3 separate regions of the Homo sapiens genome follow, and regions 1 and 2 are each linked to region 3. Evidence: chromatin contacts called from ENCODE Hi-C or POLR2A ChIA-PET data. All regions are on one chromosome and are shown on one strand. Each heading gives the region's core, a stretch centred on a gene start or an enhancer-like site at or near the end of the contact. The rest is flanking DNA. Distances are from core to core; before and after follow the strand shown. Region 1 holds the start of RELB (RELB proto-oncogene, NF-kB subunit). Region 2 holds the start of ZNF296 (zinc finger protein 296). Region 3 holds the start of PHLDB3 (pleckstrin homology like domain family B member 3).

Region 1 (3,791 bases), core at 339-2,838, 1.5 Mb before region 3:
CTCCCAACCTCATCCTGCATGAGCGAGTGGGCAGGAACTGTGGAGGGCTGCTCACCTGTGCTCCTGGAAACGGCGAGCGAGAGTGAGGAGAGGTCGGGGGACCCTGCAGAGAAGGAGAAACGTCTCAGGAGGTGATGGGGGGCAGCCAGAGGACCAGAGAATATCCCAAGGAAGCCCCACCCCTTCCTCTTCTAGCCCTTCCCCTCTGGATCAGGCCCCTCGCCCTGACTGCCCCCCTGCGTCTGGCCAGGCTTACCAGCTAAATCATGGACAGGTCCTGGCCTTTAGTTTCTGTGGTTCGCCCCACCCTTCATCACACTCAGGGCCCGCTCCTTTTCTCCCTTAAAGTTGGGCCTGGAGGGGACCCCATCTCAATCTCAGTTTAAAAAGTCCCCATCCCGCTGGGCACAAGGGCTCACACCTGTAATCCCAGCACTTTGAGAGGCCGAGGCGTGCGGATCACCTGAGGTCAGAAGTTCGAGGCCAGTCTGACCAGCATGGTGAAACCCCGTCTCTAGTAAAACTACAAAAATTAGCCGGGTGTGGTGGCGGGCACCTGTAATTCCAGCTACTCGGGGGGCTGAGGCAGGAGAACTGCTTGAGCCCGGGAGGCAGAGGTTGCAGTGAGCCTAGATCGTGCCACTGCACTCCAGCCTGGGCGACAGAGCGAGACTCCATCTCAAAAGAAAAAAACAAAAAACAAACAAAAAAAAACATCCTCCTGTCAGGGTCAGACCACTTTTAATTTTTTCAATGTCAAGGCTCCGCTTCTCCGTCTGGAGGCAAGCCCCACCCCCTCCTCATTCTCTGTGTCGGGCCCCGCCCTGCTTTTTTGGGTAACAGGCCCTTCCCCTCCACTCGGCCAGAGTCAGGCCCCGCCCCTTCCCCTTCTTTCGGCCAACTCAGGCCCCGCCCCCTTCCTGCCCTCACGGCCAGGCCCCGCCCCCTCACCCCTCAGCGTAGGGCCCTGCTTCCTTTTTTGAGTCAGGCCCGGCCCTCTTCTCATAGTCCGGGTCGGATCCCGCCCCTCTTCTCCCTCTCTGGGCCCGGCCCCGCCCCGATACCGCCCAAGAGCAGCTTTCGCTCCGCCTTCTCTGAGTCAGGCCACGCCCCCTTCTTTGCCTCAGGGTCAGGCCCCGCCCCCTCTCACTCTACAGCGGGACGCCTCGCTCGAACCTCGGGCCGTACCCCCTCATCACCCTCTGCCTTCTTCCTACGCCCTAATACAGTGTCTCAGGAACCCTCACTCTGCCCCCGCGAAACCCTTAGACTCCCATAGGAACCCCCAGACTACTCCGGGACCGCCAGAATCCCCGCATCTCCAGCCCCGCCCCAGACCCCTCTCCTGAACCCCAGCCCCGCTTACCTAAGGCCCCCAGCTCCGGCGCAGCCGGCGGTCTGGCGACGCGGCGACTCGGCATGGCCCGGCCAGTGGGGACGGACGGCCCAGAGGCTGGCCCAGACCGAAGCATGCACGCGGGCCGGCCGGGCGGCCGGGAGGCACGGTCTGGTGGACGATCGCGGGTCGGACGAGCGGCGCAAGGGCTGGGGCCGCAGGCCGGGCAGGACGCGCGGCGCCCGGGGCTGCGCGGGGCGCGGGGCCGGGCCGGGCGGGCGGCGGGCGGGGGCGGGGCGGCGGAATTCCCCGGCGCCGCCGGCCTGCGCGCCCATTGGTCTGCACCCCGCCGTGACGTCACGCCTGGGGAACGGGAAAACCCCCACGCGTCACGTGATCGCGGGGGCGGGGCCGGCCGGGAAAGGGAGGCTGGGCGCTCAGGAGGGGTTGGGCAGGCGTCGCTGCCCATTGCTCTGGACGAGACAACTGAGGCCTGCTTAGAGCCATCACGCCTTACCCATTGAGCAAGCCGGCAAACTGAGCCGCTCCCCGCTTTGGTCTCCCAGTGGGACTTGAACCTGCCGTTTCTCAGGCTGGAAGGGGAGCTTCAGGATCGAGAGGTTGGCAGGGCTCTACACCTGCCATCCATAATAATATTTCGGAAACCTCCAAGGTCTCGCTACACCTCAGTTTCCTCAACCGTAAATTGAGGATGAAGATATTTAAGGAACGTTTAAAGCTAGCGTGTCAGCTTCAGAATTTATGTTTTGTGCGTTGTTGTAACCCCAACGCCTAGACCAGCGCCTGGAACACCGTAGGTGCCCAATAAATGTTTATTGGAGGCCGGGCGCGGTGGTTCATGCCTGTAATCTCAGCACTTTGGGAGGCCGAGGCAGGCACATCACGAGGTCAGGATTTCGAGACCAGCCTGACCGACATGGTGAAATCCCATCTCTACTAAAAATACAAAAATTAGCTGGGCGTGTTGGTGTGCGCCTGTAATGCCAGCTACTCCGGAGGCTGAGGCAGGAGAATAGCTTGAACCTGGGAGGCGGAGGTTGCAGTGAGCTGAGATCGTGCCACTGCACTCCAGCCTGGGCAACAGAGCGAGACTCCCATCTCAAAAAAAAAAAAGTTTATTGGATGAATGCATGGATGTTTTATTTATTGGTTTGTTCCTCCCTGCAGCCCCTGAAAGTTACCCATAAATAGCCCAGACCACTTTGAGCTCAAAAGCTCAGTTATTCAGTCTGCGAATGGCAGCAGTGTAGCCTCCGTATACATCCTGAGCTGTGTGCCTAAACCCTGAGCTCATCCCTATCACCAGCGCCAGAAGCATATGATAGGATTATTGCAGAAGGGACTCAGGCTGAAAGAGGGGCAGCCATTTGGCTAGATCACATTCCTAAGCCTCTCATATTCCTGAGAACGACTAGGTGATCTATTAGGTTCTAAGTTGGATGCCAGGCGCTCTCAGACCACAGATGCAGGGTTTGTTGTCTTTCCTTTGCTTGTATAAAATTTGGGTGTTCTGGCTAGGCACGGTGGCTCACACCTGTAACCCCAATACTTTGGGAGGCCGAGGCAGGAGGATTGCTTGAGCCTGGGAGGTTGAGGCTGCAGTGAGCTGTGATGACGCTATTGCACTCCAGCCTGGGTGACAGAGTGAGACCTTGTCTCAAAAAGAAAAAGAAATAACTCTGTAAGTTGAATGTTCACAACAATTGTGTGAAGTATATGGTGTTATTGATCCCCACATAGCAGATGAGAAAACTGAAACCCGGCAAAATTAATTTCTCCAAGGTCACACAAATTAATAGACACAAATATTTAAAACACAAAATTCTTAGAACAGGGCCTGGCACATGTGGGTGCTATATACAAATGTGAACTTTTTTTTTTTTTTTGAGGCAGGGTGTCACTCTGTCACCGAGGTTGGAGTGCAGTGGCAGGAACATGGTTCACCACAGCCTCAACCTCCTGGACTAAGGGGATCCTCTCACCTCAGCCTCCAGAGTAGCTGGGACTACAGGCACACACCACCGCATCCGGCTAATGTTTTCTTTTCTTTTCTTTCTTTTTTTTTTTGAGAGATGGAGTCTCGCTCTGTCACCCAGGCTGCAGTGCAGTGGTGCGATCTCAGCTCACTGCAATCTCTGCCTCCCGGGTTCAAGCGATTCTCCTGCCTCAGCTTCCCAAGTAGCTGGGACTACAGGCATGAGCCACTGCGCCCAGCCTGTTTTCTATTTTTGTAGAGAGAGGATCTGTTGCTTAGGCTGAGCCAGTGCACCTGGCCAAAGGGCAACTAACTATTAACATCATTTTATTTAATACTCATGACCGTCCTATTATTAGACCCACTTTACAGACGGGAAACTGAAGCTCAGAGAGATGAAGTCAGTTGCCTGAGGCCACACAGCTGGTGAGCTGGGACCACAGGTGTGCGCCACCATGC
Region 2 (3,631 bases), core at 683-3,182, 1.6 Mb before region 3:
GATGTATAAAGAATAAAATAGGCCGGGCACGGTGGCTCACGCCTGTAATTCCAGCACTTTGGGAGGCTGAGGCGGGTGGATCACCTGAGGTCAGGAGTTCGAGACCAGCCTGGCCAACATGGTGAAACCCTGTCTCTACTAAAAATAGAAAAATTAGCCGGGCATCTGTAATCCCAGCTACTCCGGAGGCTCAGGCAGGAGAATCACTTGAACCCGGGAGGCGGAGGTTGCAGTGAGCTGAGGTCGTGCCACTGCACTCCAGCCTGGGCAACAAGAGTGAAACTCCATCTCAAAAAAAAAAAAAAAAAAAAAGAGTAAAATAAGGGCAATGGGATAGTGGGTGGCTGGGTTGCCATGGAACTTAAAATTGGGTGGTCTGAGGCTGAGTGCAGTGTCTCACACCTGTAATCTCAGCACTTTGGGATGCTGAAGCAGGAGGAGCGCTTCAAGCCAAGAGTTTCAGACCAACCAGGGCAACAAAGCGAGTCCCTGTCTCTATTTAAAAATAATTTTTTTTGAAAAATTAAAAATTACAAAAAAAAAAAGGGTGATCAGAGGAGGCGGCAGTGAAGAAGAAACCACCTCAGATAACCCTCTAGTTCCAACCTGCCCTACCTCCTTTGACAGATGGAGAAAGTGAGATCCAAGAGGGAACTGGGGACAGATGGAGGTCATGGAGTGTAATTTGCAAGGCCTTCAGCAGGGTGGGGCTACTTTAGATACTGTTGGTCAGGGCCCTCTGCTCTCAGGAGGACAATGGAACCCAGACCTGAATAACAATGTGCAGAACTCCAAGAGATCAGCATCTGAAATCAGCATCTGGGCTGAGGACAGCTGGGGGAGGACAGGTTCTTGCCCTGACCTCAGGGGGCTTGCATTGGGTGGGGGAGAGGACAGTCCACAAGCCGTTCTATACTGTCGTGCAGTCGGTGCCAGGAAGAAAAGAATACTCATCAGGGATTGAGGGTGGGGCAGGGTGTCGATGCCACTTCAAACAGTGAGCAGACAGAACTGCTTAGGGGAGGGAAGTTCAAGGAGGCGGAGTGGAGGCAGGTGAGCTGCTTGGCTATTTGGTTTTAATGGCGACTTCTGGTCTAGGAACAGAGTCGATGTGTATGATTACAGTCCTCCTCTGCTCAAAACCCTCCTAAGGCTCCGGTCTCAGGAAAACCAAAAGACCTTAAAGCGATCAAAAGATTGCTTGGATCTGCCCCCATATTTTCACTGAACTCAATCCCCAACCCGTATTGCCTCTCCCTTTCCTTGTAATTCCTCAATGCCCAGGCCCACTGGCTGGGCTTCCTTCCCTCCAGCCTCAGCTCCACCATGCCCTTTCCCATCATAGGGGAGAAAATTGAATCCCTCAACCCCAGTAACCCTCTCCGCCTTTCCAGCTTTCTTTTGCTCCATGGCACTGGTCATCATGAAGGGCCATCTATATTTTACGTAATTATGTTTATAGTGTCTTCCCCCACCGTCTGAACTCCGTGCAAACAAAGATTATCTTCTGTTTATTCCCTCCTGTATTCTCAGGGCTTCAAACAGAGCCTGGCGCACAGGAGGCACTCAGTGAATGCTTGCAAAATGAATTTTTATTGTAATGCATTTAATGAAATAGCCCAGATTACTATCAGGCACCTAATAAGAAACGTGACCGACTATTTTTCTCGCTTGGGGGTGCGTGTGGGCATGCCGTGTCTCAGTTTCACCCGCCCTAAAACGGGATCAGGGATAGCTGTTTCAATGCCTTGTGGGAACTCGGTGTGATTAAATTTGGTCACTAAGCCAAACGCACGGGACACTGCCTAGATTGAGTTAGGCCGCCGTCAGGGCCCCAGCAGGGCGGCTCGGTCCCCTCCCATGAGCCCCGCCCTGGTAGGCGGAGCCACGGGCCCGGCCAGCACGTGTAAGAGTTCGCGGCGGGTCGCCGCAGTCACTCACCTGAGCGCGCACGGTCCGCGCGTCCTCCGCTCGTGCGTCCTCCGCCCGCCCGCCTGCCTGCCTGCCCGCCCGCTCGCTCGCCCGGCCCGCGACTCATGTCCCGCCGCAAGGCCGGCAGCGCGCCCCGCCGAGTAGAGCCCGCGCCCGCCGCCAACCCAGACGACGAGATGGAAATGCAGGACCTCGTCATCGAACTCAAGCCCGAGCCAGACGCGCAGCCCCAACAGGCCCCAAGGCTGGGGCCCTTCTCCCCGAAGGAGGTGTCCTCGGCGGGGCGGTTCGGCGGCGAACCCCACCACTCCCCTGGCCCCATGCCCGCCGGGGCCGCCCTCCTCGCCCTCGGCCCGCGGAACCCGTGGACCCTGTGGACGCCGTTGACCCCGAACTATCCCGGTGAGCACCCCGGGCCCTGGGCCCAGCCTCCCTTACCTTTGACCCTCGGGTGGGACCCTTCCCTTTGGGCATGGGCCCCTCGCCCTGCCTTATCTCCTTCGCCCCGTCCTGCCCCTCAGGCCCCCTTCTGACCTTCGGTTTCCCCTCTCCTTCAGCACCCTCAGCCCCCATCCTGGCCCCACCCCACGCTCACCACCCGCTTCCTCCCTGCAGACCGCCAGCCCTGGACCGACAAACACCCAGATCTGTTGACCTGCGGCCGCTGCCTGCAGACCTTCCCGTTGGAGGCCATCACTGCCTTCATGGACCACAAGAAGCTGGGCTGTCAGCTCTTCAGAGGCCCCAGCCGCGGCCAGGGCTCAGGTGAGTAAAGCCGGGTGCAGTCCCCCTCTCAAGTTCGAGGGCTGGGCTTCCTGCTGGAAAGGGGCTGGGCTGGACGGCAGGGCACTGAGCACTACTTCCCCTTTCTCGCTCCCCATCGGGTGCAGCCTAGGCGTGGCCAGGGCCTGCCCGTCCTAGGGCAGGGACCAGTGGTGGCGGTGGAGGGGGGGCGGGGGGGGACTGGGCAGGGAAGGAGGGCCGCCTACAGGGTGTGGCCAGCCCCAGAAGACTAGCCCGGGATTTTGCCCCCCCCAACACACACCCCAACCTGGTTTCACTTCTCCTTCCCCTTGGCCAGAAATAACTGGCCAGGTGGCTGGACCAGGGTGGCAGTAGGAGGGGACCTCTAGGGAGGGCAGCGGCCGGGGGGAGGGGGAGTGGAGGCCAGCTGGAATGGGGAGGTTGCCACCCCCTCCTGTCTCTCTCTGTCAATTCTGATTGAGGTGCTAGTACAGCTGAGTGTTCAGAGCCAAGGAAGGGGCTTCTGGCTTCCCTCGGTGATGGAATCTCCCAGCCCCGCGTGCTGGGAATCCCCTGGTTTGAGCGAGCTCCCGGGTGCTGGACACCCGGGTTCCTTCTCTTGGGAGGGAATTAAAAGCCTTCACATGGGGCTTGACCCTCGGTGAGCTTTTGGTCAGTGTTGGCTGCAGGGCTTAATCCAAACCTAGTTTCCAGCCCCCTGGCCCTTGCCCTTCTGAGACTTTTGAGAAGTGGAATTATTTAGGGTTGGGCCAGGGAGGGTCTGGTGGTGGGAAAGAGGAGGGGCTTGTGACTGATTGAATCAGCTTTAGAGCTGGAGCATGGAGAGTGGCCTGGAGGAGCGAGCGAGGGGCTGTGATGGAATCGCTGGAACAAAACACTACAGGGCTTGGAGAATCATGGGCACCTTGGTTTCACAGGCTCTGCTGTTTGAGCG
Region 3 (4,217 bases), core at 927-3,426:
CTTGATTTCTTCCTTTCAGACTTTGCTGTTCCAGCCAACATGCGCTGTGGGGTGCAGACACCCACTGCCTGATCTCACTTCTGTCAGATGCTCCCATCCACTATTAATGCACTAGGTGGGAGGAGAGGGCGGCAATGACACTGCACCTCTCCTTTCCCACCGCATTCCCTGGAGCTCCCTAAATAAAACTTTTTTTAACGTGAGTCTGACTTCTACCTATTTTCTGGGGGAACCAATTGGGTTTCTGGGCCGAAAGGGGTGGGGTTCTGGTCCTATGGAGAGGCCAGGGAGCCTGCAAGATTTGTTTTCTTTTTCTTTTCTTTTTTTTTTTGAGATGGAGTCTCCCTCCATTGCCCAGGCTGGAGTGCAGTGGCACGATCTCGGCTCACTGCAACCTCTGCCTCCCGGGTTCAAGCGATTCTCCTGCATCAGCTTCCCAAGTAGCTGGGACTACAGGCGCGTGCCACCATGCCCGGCTAATTTTTTCATATTTTTAGTAGAGACAGGGTTTGACCATGTTAGCCAATATGATCTTGATCTCCTGACCTCGTGATCCACCAGCCTCGGCCTCCCAAAGTGCTGGGATTACAGGTGTGAGCCACCGCGCCCAGCCCGGGAGCCCACAAGATTTCTAACTCACAAGATCAAAAACAAACACAGCTATCTGGGGCAGGTCTTCTCATCACCTTGGATTAGAACACCGGCTTGCTTTTGAGCCACTTCCCACTTAGCCCTGGGGTAAGTTACTTCACTTCTCTAGGCCTCAGTTTTCTTATCTCTAAAATGGAAGGAATAATAATGGGGTGTTGTGATGCTCTGATGAGTCAATGTGTGTGAGTGCCTGGCACATGGCCTATCAGTGTTCACCATTAAAGTTACTATCATTTAGAATGATCTTTTGGGTACTTCCTGGCTTGTAGTGACAGTATACGCAATGGTTAAGAACATGGACTTTTGAGAGAATGAAGCCTGCATTTTACCACTTACAACATGTGTAGATGTTGGCTACATTTTTTTTTTTTTTTCTGAGATGGGGTCTTACTCTGTCGCCCAGGCTGGAGTGCAGTGGCACATTCAAGACTCACTGCAGCCTCGACCTCCTGGGCTCGAGATATCCTCCTGCCTCAGCCTCTGGAGTAGCTGAGATGACAGGTGTGTGCCACCACGCCTGGCATAATTTTTGTATTTTTAGTAGAGATGGGGTTTCTCCATGTTGCCCAGGCTGGCCTTGAACTCCTGATCTCAAGCAATCCACCTGCCTCGGCTTCCCAAAGTGCTGGGATTACAGGCCTGAGCCTCTGTGCCCAGCCAACCTTGGGTGCATTTGTCCTCCTCAGCTTGTATCCCCAAGTGTAAAATGGAGATAGTAGGCCAGGAGCGGTGGCTCACGCCTGTAATCTCAACACTTTGGGAGGCTGAGGCAGGCAGGTTGTTTGAGCCCAGGAGTTCAAGATCAGCCTGGGCAACCTGGAGAAACCCAGTCTCTACTAAAAAAAAAGAAATGGAGGTAGTAATCACTTTCTCGCTGGACAGCTTTGAGGGTGAAATTAAATGACTGGGTATAAAGTGTTTCACACAGCTCTTGACTTCTAATCATCCCTTTTCATATACCAGTTATTTTCCTGTTTTCATTTTCCTGTTTTCGCCCAGAGAGGAAAGGGTCTGGCTGAGACCTTTAACCTCTGCCCTCCACCCCATAGCAAAGTTGTGGGGGGGTGGCGGTACACTTCCCTCAGTCTCTGGGCAGGTGTCTGACTCAGTTCAGGGCACCCCTTCCCCTTGTCCAGCTCCCCAAACCGGTCAGGGCCCTTCTGAAGGGCTCATTAGAGGGGAGACGTCCCCATCTCCATTCCTGCCTTCCTTTCTGAACTCCCAAGGTCTGGACATTAGAGAGGCTCCCATACAGAGGTGGCCAAGACTCCTCCAGGGGGGCAGGAATGAGGGGCTCGAGGGAGACTGGGAGGTCGCGATGCTGAGTTCCACGAGGGTGGGGCCGGGCCGGGGCCGGTGGGGCCGGGATGGCCGGATGCCGAGGCCACGGGTGGGGCAAGCCCGTGGCTCCCTCCTCCCTCGGGAGCTGTTGGACCTGTTGTCCCCCCTCCACTTCCGGGCTGCTGGGGAGGGGGACCGGGCGGCCTCTCTCCTCCCTCTTCCCCTGCCACCTGTCTCATAGGCAGAAGCGGCCGTGCCCAGCGCGCAGAGCGGAGCGCGCCGAAGCCTGAGCTCGTGAGGGGGCCGAGGCTGTGGGGAGGTGGCAGTTGGACTTCGGAATCTCAAGGACTCCGACTCCTGGCTTGTTCAGAGAAGGAGAGCCCCGACTCCTGGATCCCTGGGTGAGGCGGCGTGGGCACGGTTGCCCTGCACAGTGGGGTCGGGACTAAGACTACGGGGCTCCGGGAAGGATGGGGCGGGAGCCGAACTGCTGAGTCTCGGAGGGAGAAGATGGGTCGCTCTAAGCGAATCCAAGAGATTGTAGGGGGCTGCTGGGAGGGTACAAGGCCTGACACCTAGAGATGAGGGAGGGGAGGCGGGGTCGAAGAGGTCAGTAGGGGGCGTGCTACGACCCGGACTCAAATTCCGGTCCCGTCTCCGGTGGCGTGTCGCCTTGGAGCCATCAAGCCCCGCCTCTGGAAACTTCAGGACACGCCTCCGTAACGCTCAGTTCCATCCTTTGAACTCTTAGGCCCCGCCTCCTTGGGGGGGGGTCTCCGCGCCCCGGAGCAGACGCGAGCGGCGCTCAGCCGTCCTAGGCCCCGCCCCCGGAGCTTCTGGTCCCGCCCACCCCGCAGGAGTCCCAGCGGCCATGGGGACGCGAAGCAGCCCCGAGGAGGGGACCCCGCCGCCGCTGGTCCCGGAATGCGACGTGGAGGTCCAGCCCCAGGGCCATCCCGAGGAGTCCCGGGAACAGGAGGCATCCGAAGTCCTGGCGGAACCTTCGAGCCGCGGGGGAGCTGAGCAGCAGGCAGAGGAAGAAGAAGTGGGAGAAGGCAGCAGCACTGAGAGCAGCCGCGACGCGGTGAGGGGCCCGAGGGCGACAGCGCGGGGGGCTTGGACCGACGGGGACCCAAACAGGTGGCCAGACAGGTAGACAGGTAGAGGGAAACCAGAAAGACAGAGACCCGGAGACAGGGAGAGAGACCGAGTGATAGCAGAGACTACTGAGAGAGAGATACACCAGGACACGGAGCCAGAGAGGCAGAGGCACAGACAGACAGAAACCAGATACAGAGACAGAAACCAGATAGAGCCACGGGGAGGCCCCAAGAACGGAGATAGACCCAAACGGGCGACAGAGACAGAGAGACTAGTATAGAGGAACCAGATAGGTGGCTCACGCCTGTAATCCCAGCACTTGGGGAGGCCGAGGGGAGGATTGCTTAAGCCCAGGAGTTCGAGACAAGTCTGGGCAACATAGCAAATCCCTGTCTCTAGAGAAAAAAAAAATACAAAAATTGTCCAAGCGCAGTGCCGCGTGCCTGTAATCCCAGCTACTCGGGAGGCTGAGGCAGGAGGATCGCTTGAGCCCAGGAGTTGTAGGCTGCGGTGAACTATGACTGCGCCACTGCACCCCAGCCTGGGACAAAGCAGAACCTATCTCTAAAAATGAGAGAGAGAGAGAGAGAGAGAGAGAGAGAGAGAGACCAGATAGACAGACAGGAGAGACTACAGAACAGAGAGAACCAAACGAGTAAGAGATGCAGAGAGATCAAGAAGCCAGACAGAGACCCAGAGACATGGAGACTGAGAGACAAAGACCCCAAAAAGACAGAGACACAGTGAGACTAGAGTCAGAGAGAGGGGAATCGAGACAGAGGGAAACCCAGAAATAAATGGCAGAGATGCTCAGAGAAACAAATAGACAAAAACCTCGAGAGAGGGACATACTCCGAGGAAGAAAGATCTAGTGATTCTAGTGGACAGATCTAGTGGACAGATACCGAATCTGAGAGACTGGGGTCAGGTGGAGAGACAGAGACAGATCCAGGCACTACAAGAAAGTGACGCCAAGAGAATAGGACCTGATAGAGAAAAAGAAACACCTTTCATAAGTCGGCTTTACACCTGCTCACCCTCCATACGGTACTGCAAGCCTCTGTGGTCCGTGTGGTTGGGTGGTCACGGGACTTGCACCCTCCCCCACTCCGACCTTAAATACAGGGGTCTGAGGCCGGGCGCGGTGGCTTATGCCTGTAATCGTAGCACTTTGGGAGGCCGAG

The links. A loop is a pair of places that touch in the nucleus more often than their neighbours do. ChIA-PET counts read pairs that join two places held with the same protein, here RNA polymerase II (POLR2A). Pooled maps may share reads with other maps.
Region 1: a loop to region 3 is called in a pooled map, with 19 times the contacts of the local background. The contact joins the promoter of RELB here to the promoter of PHLDB3 in region 3. A Hi-C loop is called at or near these places in 1 of 37 single-sample maps with no recorded cell type and 6 of 50 pooled maps. POLR2A ChIA-PET finds 5 or more read pairs at or near these places in 1 of 52 experiments (A549).
Region 2: a pooled map shows a loop between it and region 3 (5-fold over the local background). The contact joins the promoter of ZNF296 here to the promoter of PHLDB3 in region 3. A Hi-C loop is called at or near these places in 1 of 50 pooled maps. POLR2A ChIA-PET finds 5 or more read pairs at or near these places in 2 of 52 experiments (T-cell and naive thymus-derived CD8-positive, alpha-beta T cell).

The regions. Positions count from the first base shown.
Region 1 is chr19:44,999,261-45,003,051 of GRCh38, reverse strand. It overlaps RELB (RELB proto-oncogene, NF-kB subunit), which reads right to left and starts at 1,588. Exons shown (of 12, transcript NM_006509.4): 1 at 1,367-1,588; 2 at 56-103. The coding sequence starts at 1,472. RefSeq lists silencers at 755-1,034, 1,355-1,764.
Region 2 is chr19:45,074,779-45,078,409 of GRCh38, reverse strand. ZNF296 (zinc finger protein 296) reads left to right here and starts at 1,932. Exons shown (of 3, transcript NM_145288.3): 1 at 1,932-2,334; 2 at 2,548-2,697. The coding sequence starts at 2,037. It also overlaps a transcript of GEMIN7 not described here. RefSeq lists silencers at 1,736-2,145, 2,236-2,475, 2,806-3,115.
Region 3 is chr19:43,502,705-43,506,921 of GRCh38, reverse strand. PHLDB3 (pleckstrin homology like domain family B member 3) reads left to right here and starts at 2,176. Exons shown (of 16, transcript NM_198850.4): 1 at 2,176-2,333; 2 at 2,790-3,016. The coding sequence starts at 2,804. It overlaps ETHE1 (ETHE1 persulfide dioxygenase), which reads left to right. Exons shown (of 7, transcript NM_014297.5): 7 at 20-203. The coding sequence ends at 72. RefSeq lists silencers at 1,980-2,039, 2,640-2,889 and an enhancer at 2,518-3,040.